2 separate regions of the Mus musculus genome follow, and region 1 is linked to region 2. The links are chromatin contacts, found by Hi-C in ENCODE. All regions are on one chromosome and are shown on one strand. The core of a region is the stretch at or near the end of the contact, and the rest is flanking DNA. Distances in the headings are between cores, read along the strand shown. Region 1 overlaps Gm51626 (a long non-coding RNA gene). Region 2 holds the start of Raph1 (Ras association (RalGDS/AF-6) and pleckstrin homology domains 1).

The links. Hi-C counts contacts between places; a loop is a spot of excess contacts on that map.
Region 1: a map of heart shows a loop between it and region 2 (3-fold over the local background). The contact joins the enhancer-like site here to the promoter of Raph1 in region 2. A Hi-C loop is called at or near these places in 3 of 37 maps with a recorded cell type or tissue (T-helper 1 cell and heart).

What each region holds. Positions count from the first base shown.
Region 1 is chr1:60,605,630-60,610,801 of GRCm38, reverse strand. It overlaps Gm51626 (a long non-coding RNA gene), which reads right to left. Exons shown (of 2, transcript XR_003947834.1): 2 at 3,743-4,100. Among named protein-coding and RNA genes, the nearest start is that of Gm38388, 8.7 kb to the right of the region's middle. Within about 2 kb of position 1,686, at least 1 of the 3 ENCODE cell types and tissues checked has a DNase peak (open chromatin) inside an H3K27ac peak, as active enhancers do; it is heart, where a contact is called at or near this core.
Region 2 is chr1:60,563,588-60,568,851 of GRCm38, reverse strand. Raph1 (Ras association (RalGDS/AF-6) and pleckstrin homology domains 1) reads left to right here and starts at 2,087. Exons shown (of 14, transcript NM_001045513.3): 1 at 2,087-2,287.

The DNA of each region.
Region 1 (5,172 bases), core at 437-2,936, 42 kb before region 2:
ATGTGCTACACAGGGCTCCAGAGAGCTCTGCTCCCACAGACTGACTTTTATATCCTAACCCCAGGAATCCGTGTGTTGTGCATGAAGTTACAGCCTATCTGCTCTGTCAGTCCAGGAAGCAAACAGCACCAACACCAGGCACCAGAGCCATCAATCTGTTTATCATTCCCAAAAGCATTCAGACAACAAATATGGGTATCTTTGTGTACTCCCTTTTTAAATAAGGATTGCTTGAAATGTGAAAAATGTATTTAAATCATTGTCTGGGTTTTTTTTAATGGCTAAGATTAAATTTAATGAGATTCGAGAGATTTCCTTAAAGAGGATGTTCCCTGCTGGCTAGTTTTCATTGTACAGTAAGATGCTATGAAGGCTTCTAGGGGAGAAAAGTCCGCAGCTGAGTCACTTGCCTGTGAACCCTGCAAGCTACAACCACACTGTTGTGCAAACTGTACCCGTGGGGCAATGGTGGTATGACTGTTGTATGAGAAACCAACCACTTTCTGATTAGATTTGAGCCTCATCTAATGCTTAGGAGGGCATTCATACCTAGAATTGTAAATCTGGTCAAAAGCCCATGGCTGGGAAGACCACAGGCCCTGGGGATAGGAGGAAGGGATCTACTACTGTTGTTTTGATAGCGGGCATGTTATCAAACTACCTCCTGAATATTTATACTTATAGAGAAGAGCTTTTCTCAGCCTTGAGCAAGCAGCATCCCTCTGCTCAAGGCGCTGTGAATAAGTGTCTGAGAACTTAGCACTAAACAGAACTTCTACATCACCTTTTTCAAGGCTCAGGGAGGAAGTAGAAAGAATGTTAGGAGCTCGAGGATGCAGGTGGATGCTGTGAAATGCCGTCGTCTGGACATGATACGGCCACTGCACTCGGGGACTTCCAACAACTATAGTCTAACACAAGGTTACTTTTAAACCAGACTTCAAATGTACATGCTCTGAGTCTCTAATACACTGATTAATATTACTGAGCAGGTTTTTATTTTGTTTTATTAAAATACATAATGCCTACCTCAATTCATCTTTAATGTTGTTGAATTAAGCATGTCGACTGTATCAAACCAGTGCCACAAACTTCAGGCTGAGTCAGTTATGTTTGCTTTCTGTTTATTTATAAACCCCGCCTCCTGCCAGAGAGGGCCTGAAGTTGCTGTTACAGTTGGTCACATGAGTCCTTCAACCTCCAAGTCTGCAAAAACCAGTATTTCTGGTTCCGTACTGCCTGTGGAACCTTACAAGTACTGATTCATAGCAACCTGAGACCTGTGCAGACTGGCTCCAAAAACCCTCACTAGCAGATAAGGGAATTACTTATTTCACTAGCCAAGAGGGGAACCAGCCAATGTTCTGAATCCTGTAGACCCTGTGTCTTTGATATCAGTGCAGGGCAAGCAATCACTTCTACCACCACCCCTAAGTGTACCAGGCAAAAAAATATACTCACCTTGAGAGCAAACGCCTCAAAGGCACCATGTCCTTGTCTGTGACTGTCAACTGTCAACACAACCAACATTATCGCTCTTCTGCCAGCTCAGGGACGTCTGGGTTCTGTCATCACTGGCTTTCTTCTCATCAAGACAACTTTCTAAAGGAAGGCTTTCCACTCACATGTTGCCACGGCTTATTGGGAGCCAGGGATTTTCCAGGAAGTCCCTGCTAAGGGGCTGGCTGGACAGTCAGTGTTTGATAACTCAGAGACACAATGTTCCTTTGGGCTCTGAACCTGTGACCTGTCATCTAGCCTCAAACAGTCCTTAGGTAAGAGCTTTCGGAGAAGAAACTTCCTGATTCTACAGAATCTAGGGTTTGTGATCCAAGGGGCAATTTTCTCTTTTAAGCTTGAGTTGAATTAATACTATTTGTAGTATGGCCCTCCAGGCCTGGCTTTTGCTGTTTGTTTGTTTGTTTTTAATGCATCCTTGTTTACTAAAAGAATATAAAAGATATCTTAATTCATTCCTAAACATTTTATGGTTTGTTTTGTTTTGTTTTGTTTTGTTTTGTTTTGTTTTGTTTTGTTTTGTTTTGTTTTGTTTCAGAGACAGGGTTTCCCCATGTAGCCCTGGCTGCCCTGAAACTCGATCCGTAGAACAGGCTGGCCTTGAATTTAGAGATCTGCCTGCCTCTGCCTCCCGAGTGCTAGGATTAAAGGCAAGTACCACCACGGCTGGGCTCTGGTTTCTAATTAAAGCTAATCCTGACTTTCTCCCACCCTCCTGTAAAAATCTTATGGGTATAAAGTTAAGAACAGTTTGTCCTGCAGTGGTTCAACTTGAAGATTCACATTAAAATTCTCCAGACCCCTTTCTTCAATCAGCCTTTCTTCCTGAGATACATTACTATTCCTGATGAAGGGAGTAGGCAGTATTGGCCCTCCCCTCGTTACTGTTGAGGAATTTCACTCTGGGATCTCTTGCCTCTGCACTTCTTCAGATTTGACTGACAGCTTTTCCTCAATAGCAGAGTGGCTTCAAGACTTACAGAAAAAACTTTTCCTCTCAAAAGACTATTTTTCCTCTCCCTGTATCAGAAAGTCCTTCACCAAAGCAACTCTACATTATACACCCAGCATATTATCTAACATATAGCAATATCAGTAACTTCTAAATGAATGGTTGGATGAGAACCTTTACGAATGAAAAATGTTTCCTCTCTTCCATCCTCCTCTTTTAATTCCAATCTCCTGGGTACTCTTTCATTCACTCTAAATTGTTAATTCACTCAGTGGGTCTTTCTCAGAAAGCTTGTCAAGTTGAAAGGAAGGAGACTTTCCAAGTACAAATCAAAACATCCTATCATAACCCTCACAGCCTTAATATTGATTGGCAACTGGACTGCATCTAGATTCACCTAGGGTAAAGCTTCCAGGCACACCTATAAGGGGTTATCCAGTTTAGATGATTTAGGAAGAGGCATCTTAACCTGTTCAAAGTACCAAGCCCATGAGCTGGGGTCCTGAACTGAAACAAAAAAGGCCAAGCACTAACATTCATCTCCCCAAGTCCTGCCTGTGGTACAATATGGCCAGTCACCTCGTGTTCCTGTCACCACGCTGTCCTTCCACATACCTTTAAAATCTGAGCCAAAGTAAACCCCCTCCTTCCCTAAATGGCTTTTGTCAGGGATTTTGTTCCAACAAGACACATGACTAACACGAGTGTTAACTCCACACTCAACACTACTTTCAATGCGTAAACGTAAGCACCTGATTGTCTCTGGTGTTTCCACTGCTAGTTCTTTCAGAGCTGTCAGGACTCTCACAGAGAACAGGGATTTCTGGTTGCTCAGTCTTTATGAGCACACAGAATTTGAAAAAGGGGGCCATCACAGTAGATGGCCAAGATGAAATTAACTCAATGGTATTTTTGTAGACATTTTGTCTCATAGTGCTTTGTTTTTTTGTTTGTTTGTCCGTTTGTTTTGTTGGATTTTGGTCTTACTGGTCTTTTGCTTGCATATCATGGCTTCGGATTTTATGTTTTTATGGTGTGTGTGTGTGTGTGTGTGTGTGTGTGTGTGTGTGTGTGTGTGTTGACAATGTCAAAGATAGTGGTACAAATCAGCCTGGGCCATACTGAAGGACAGCTCTTTGTAGTAGTCATCTTCCTACAGAAGATGAAACAAGAGGATTAGGAATCCAGGATGGGCTACACTGAGGGATCTTATCTCAATTAGAAAAAGAAAGAAAGAAAAAGAAATTTTAAAAAATGAGATGACATAAAAAATATATTTACTTAATATCTTTATTTTACCAACAAGGAAAATAGTGCCTGAAAAAAAAGAAGATAGCATTTGCAATGGTACTGGAAATTTTTCATAACAAAATCACATATTCTTTCTGCTTCTTTATTCCTATCCAAAAGATCTGTTTATCCATGCCTCAAAAATCAAATGGGAGCAATTGAGAAATAAAAGATGTCCTCCTTGCAACCTCTTCCTTTCCATAATTATCAGCAGTTAATCCTACTGAAGAAAGCAAATGGAGATGTTTGCCATCGAGTCATGTGACCTTCGTCTCATTACTGCTTCTTCAACCACGCAAGACACCACCAGCAGAAAGGTCTGTTGTCCAAAAATCGGTCCCTAAGACAAGAGGAGCAATCAGACAGATTACTAACCAACCGGAATGGTTTCGCAGGAAGCCATTGGATCTAGAGACTTCTCTGTTGCCATTTGGGATTGAGCCTAGACATCAAGATCCACTCCTGTACCCAGTGATAGGCAGTTTCTATTCACTGTATTAACAAGTGTGAATAACAAGTGTGAAGACCAGGCACTCCATTATCTCAAGGAGAGTTTGCATAATTATGTGTGCTGACGCCTCAGATAGCCTTGCCAAGTGGTATTAGTGAGTTAGCTCCCTGACATTAAGGGGCCCAGTAGTTGACCTAACATAAAAATATCTGACCTTGGGGTCATTTGTCTTATAAATGTCAGTGAATTTTAAATAATTAATCCAGCTTTTACATCTACTGAGATGCTCCCTCACCCATCACCTTCTAACTACTGAACTTTGCTTGTTCCTCTATCTTTATCCTCTCAGAGCACTCAACTATAACCCTCAGCAGCTTAGCTTCTGTCTGAAACCCTGTAGAAATCGCCTCACACTGTGCCCTCCAGGCTTTTCTATATACATAGGCCATTCCTTCAGGGTCTAACATTACTTCCTCTACTCTATCCTGTCCTCTGAAATTGGGTTGTCCCTAAATGTGTGAGTGCAGAGTAGACATGTGTGTAGGGGTCAGGACAACCTCAGGTGTTAGCCCTCGCCCTCCACTTGGTTTGAGCAGGATCTCTCTCTCTCTTTCTCTCTCTCTCTCTCTCTCTCTCTCTCACTTCAGGCTGCCTGGCTCACAAGCTTCCAGCAGCTCTCCCGACTCAGCCTCCCTTAGCAGCACACTGGGATCACAAATGTGCACTACTGTATCCAGCTTTTACATGATCCTGGGGTTCCTAAGCCAGGTCACTCAGGACATCTCACAGTCAGGAAGCCCTTTACACCGAGTCTTCTCCCCAGCCCCTCTCCGTAGTTTTTCTTGGTCCACAACTTCTACTATTAAACCTGCATGTGCAGCCACATCACTGGACTCAAATTTCCCCTAGACAGGTCTCCACCCACCTCTAGGATATCTAGGATATTAAATACCCATCGTAT
Region 2 (5,264 bases), core at 838-3,337:
TTTCCTGATCTGGGAATAGACTAATTTTCTAATACTGGCTTGCCTATCTCCTTTATCTAGCAGTCTGTGATTTCTGGGGGCTGGAGGCATCAAGTCTTTCTTGTTTTTACATTATTACCCCTTAGTTGGAGCCCAATAGACTCTAATTAAGTGAATAGATTATTTCATGGTTTAATGAGAACCTGCTTATTTTTCTCAATGGTAGAAAGTGACTGTTTTCTAAGATTCATCTTAACCAACCTAAGCACTTGTTGGGAAGAGCTGGCTGAGAGCTATCTAAAGAGCACTCAGGAGCCTATTTTGTAAGGAAGTTTCTGTAAAAGTGAGACTCTTCCTTGTAATGTGTTCAGTCTAGTAATAACATTTGACAACAATAGGTTATTTACTAGGTTTGGGCACCTAGGTATGCTTAATCTCAATAAACTTAGTCACAAGGGAATGAAGAGGCTCCAGATAACATTTGTATGCATTGCTGATTAAAAAATTCAAAGCATTTGTTATTTATACAAAGGTCTACAGTAGATACTGCATGGGGTATGAACTGAATATGATATGATATTCATTAAGAGAATATAGTGTGCTGAAATAATTACAGGTAACAAATGATGACTGAGTTCAACAGGGAAGAGAGGTCACAGGTACTGGACACTTCCACCATTTTTAGTTTATGAGATGATGTTATTTTACACGAGATTATTGAAGACCTACTAAATTTAAAATACAAAAAATGCACTTATTTCCTAAGTACAAGTATCTCAAGTGTGAAACAGACAATAATTGTATTGGACAGTTCTAAATACCAGTTTGAAACAGATTGTGCAGCAGTTTGGAAAAGACTACTAAAAGACTGAAACTACTTGGAACTCTTCAAGAATATCAGGAAGTAGAATGCAATTAGTCAAACTGGGATTTGATCCTACACTAGAGGAGTGAATACTCATTCTTAGAAAGATCGCCAGAATTTCGGAAATAGGTTATTTATGGGTTTTTTTTTTTTCCTTTTATTTTTTTGGTGAAAATTCAAGATACAGAAACAGTTAAAGAACAGACAAGAAGACATAGAAAAAAAAGAATGCTGGACGTTCAATGCAGCCAATTCCAGACCATAGCTCAATTTCTTCAATGCTAACAAAGTACATAGCCAAGCAAAGGTAATTTAATACTACTTTTCCTTTCCTTTGATCAACTTTACATGAAGGTCATAATAAGGACGTAAATCGAAAGAAATCTAAGTCTGCCTAAGTCAAAACTGCATTAAGATAAGCAGCATTTGAGTAATTTGGAGCTTGGAATCAAACCCAGTATTTTAAGTGTAGTACTCAGGGAATACAGCTCAGGGCTCAGGAAAGTTCGCCAACACCCTTGCTGAGAACAAATTCAATAAGGGAGAACAGAAACCAGGGACACAGATGAACAGGCTCTGACGTGAAAAAGGTAAAGATGAATGGAATAATGTCTGATCCCTGAAAGCTTTCCTTACACTGCACGAAACTGCAGAGTTTAAGCTAAAATGGGATTTCCTAGGGCAGTGCTCCCAGATTTCAACAATAGTAGGCGAGTGCCTGAGGAAGCCCAGGGTTGGTTCTGGAGACGACACATGCGGCAGGCAAAGGCTCCCAGCCCGGACAGGTCTGCTCGTCCGCCCTCAGTCTCCCAAGACCCTGGGACCCGAGTGATTGGGCAGGCTTCACGGGAAGGGCCACGGCGGGCGGGACCGCGGCGGGATTTTCCTCTCCGCTCATTCATTCTCTGATTCATTGGTTCCTGGAGGCGACTCACACGGACGCGCGCTGGAAAGGCAGGGCGCGGAGGACGGCCGCGGCTGGGTGCGGCCCGGCGCCTGAGGGGCGGCCGGTTGGGTGGGGGTGGGGGGTGCGGCTGTCCAGGCCGGGAGGGGCGCGCGCGTGCGCGCGTGCCGGGGAGCAGGAGAGGCGCGCGGCCGCCTGCGCCGGAAGTGAGCGGTGGCCGCGGCGGGGAGCGCGCGGTCAGGCGCAAGTCGGTCCGCCCTTGGGCCGCGCGGCCCTCAGCCCCGCCCAGTGTGCCGGGGCAGGACGCGCGGGCTCTGTGATCCGCGCCGCGGGGCTCTGCGGCCGCCCCGCCCAGTCCCCGCCGACGCCCGCTCTGTGGGTCGGTCAGTCAGTCGCCGAGCGCGCGCCGCGGGAGCTGCGGGCGCTCTCAGCGTTCGGGAGAGGAGCGTCGCCCCTGGAGAGGCGGCGGCGGCGGCGACTGGAGGCGCGAGCAGCTGCTGCCTAGCGCAGGGCTCCGGGAGGGCCGAGGGGCTGCCACGGTGAGTGCTCCGCCACCTGGCCCTCGAGGTCCGGGAAAGGAGAGGTCTGGGTGCCCGGGAGGCGCTGCCGTCTCCATTTGCCCGGCGCCCGGCGTGGCCCTCCGAGCGAGTGCGGACGGCTGCAGCCCGGGGCGCGGTCCTTGCCGGTCAGGCTCTCAGCGTTGGGCTGAGCCCCGCCAGGCGGCCTGCGGTGGGTAGGGGGTCGGCGGGGCCTGGGTTGCACCCCGCGCCCCTCGGGGCTGCACCGTGCAGACAATGAGACCTGGGGCCGCCTGGGGAGGTGCGGCAGGGCTGATACTCCGCACTAGGGCGCCGGTGGCCGGGGACCGCGGGTGGAAAGGGACTGGCTCCCGGTAGCCGCAGAAACCGATGGCTGGGTGCGGGATTGTTCTAGCTTCCATGCCCTGCCTGCTTTCATAGATGAGTTCACTGCAGAGATTTAGAAAGGCGGGGCGCCTTCTGTGTCTTCTAATTAAGCCGGCAAAGTAATTGCTCTAGTGCTTTTTAGCTCCATCTCATCTTTCCGCGTACATTCCCGCCGGAAATCCAAACTGCAATTCAGTGGAGGACGGCAGAAAGAGGGAAGGCTGCCTAATAGTGTTGGTTAGGTTGCCTTCGTTTTAAGACACCTGAAAGATACCCTTTTCCTATTCAGGGGTTGTCTTAGGCTGGCCCCCCTGTGTGAACTGGAAACTACTTGATCCTTATGTATCAGAGTGAAATAGGAGCTTTGGGAAATGGTATGAGTTGCATGTTTCCTGTGTGTTGCATTTCATACATTTTATGGGAAGAACAGTTTGGGTGGACGCTGCCTGCAGCATTTCTCATGGAGAAGTGGAGAGCCGCCCAAGTAGGTAAAGTCCTCCCTAAAGGAACTGTAAAGGTAGCGGGCTAGGGCTGAGGCATCATTCGATTATTAAACGGTGGTATTGTGTTCGTAAGAATATTGAAGTGAGCACACAGTCACAGAAACCTCCTCAGGTATAGTGGGAGACACTTCTACAACACTTGAGTGGTGGAAACAGTGCGTTAGAACAGAGTAAAGTCACATTCCATGCGCTAGAATAGGCTAGCAACGTGATAGTGGACAAGCAAGCCGATAACTATGCAGTAGTTCCCTGCCGGTAAGCAGCAGTACTCCACCTGTTTTCCTTTCTAGCCTGTTGTCAAGAAGATTGAATAAGAAAATGTATGCAAAATTGGTAGCCCCTTGCTTGTCTCTGAGATGCTCAGTACGTGTTAAATTCCTTTTCCTCCTGCTGAGGGCGGAGTGTCTCCTGAGAGGGAGGGTCAGAAGTGAATGTTGGCAACAGTGAGTTGTTGAGGCATGTGTAGCATAAGACAGCAAAGAAAAGGTTGATTCTACATTGAGAGGTCAGTGGGGGGGGGGGGGGGGGATCTGTAAGCTGCCAGTATAAAGTGGAGCCTTTTAAAAGGTTGAATAATACTTCATTTTTAAAACAACGTTTTATTGTTATGTATTAATTATACATAATACTGGGTCTCATCATGATCTTTTCATACATGTGCATCATATATTTGAATTTCAACAGGACGGGCAAGATTTTAACAGTATAGACTGGGAGAAGAAGACATTTCACATGTTAGGTGGTAATTATCCCTTCGCATGAGCCGGACATGGTGGGTGGATCTTTCCTGTAGTCTGCACTGGGGAGGCTGAGGCAGGAAGATTGACGTGAAGTCCAGGTCAGCCTGGATTACACAATGAGAGCCCATCTGAAAAACCATCAAACCACGTAAAAAATAAAATACAAATCAAACCACATAAAAAATAAAAGTAAAATCCAAATTCTCTAAGTAAAATCCTAGAGAGAATTCTCTAAGTAGAATCCTAGAGAGGTGGCAAAATAAGGACACTTTTTAAAACCCTTTGTTGAGTTTGTTCCAGACACCAGTTACAGATAGCTCAGTTGAAGTAAGTACAAAATGTCTACAAAGGTTTGTAAGTGATTGGTTTTTCACCAGACATTTTGTGGTATGGGATTGCTGCTCACTTGTGTTTGATTTTAGTAAAGAGCAATGTGTAGCTGTTTCTTTGTGATGAATATTAGCTCTATTTAGTATTCCACACAGACTCTTGACTCAGGTCTCTCTCACTGAGATTATTAATTTAGTGTCTGGCTGACAGTAGTGGAGAGGTAAGCATCTTTGGATAATGACTTCACAATTTTTAACACTTTGTTTTCTGGCTAGATCTTTTTAACTGTTATCTTTGAGGATAATTGTGTTATTTTTTTGTTTTTTGTTGAGTTTTGGCTCTCTCCAAATAAATAAGTAAATAAATGTTAGTGGACTAGAAACAAGGATAATAGATTCTGCGATACACATTTGCTTATTGACTTTGGCTTGGAAATCATTGAATGTCAATATTGATATTAATCCCAAACTCTTATTTCTTTAGGAAAAGTGATATTAATGGAGTAAGATATGTAACCTCAGGCTAATTATTTTGAATTCTTAGTTTCATTACCTATTAAATAGGAAGTTTGGAGTTACTGGTTTTCATTTGTTATTTCTTACTGACCTTAAGGATTTTAAGGATCTTAGTGTATTAACAAGAGCCTGTATTTGAGAGGGAGGCTGAGATGGGAGGATACTGAGTTTGAGGGTGGCCTACATAATGAGATTTTGCCTCAAAACAAAACAAAGGGAGTAATTTAATTTTGATGAAGGGCTTTTAAGGTTCTACAGACATTTGACCTAAATGTCATAAAAACGTTTGGAGATACAACTCAGTGGGAGAGCAGTTACCAAACACATAAGGGCCTGGGTTTTATACTTAGCACAAAACCAAAGTCTGACTTGTATGCTTGAAGTCAGGAGCATTACATTGAAATCAGAGCATATGAAAAGCTAAGGCAGAAGGGTTAAGGCTAGCTTAGGTTATATATTGAGGTCCTGACTCACAAAAATGTTTTAAAATTATAATAATAAAAAACTGTTACTAAATACTTTG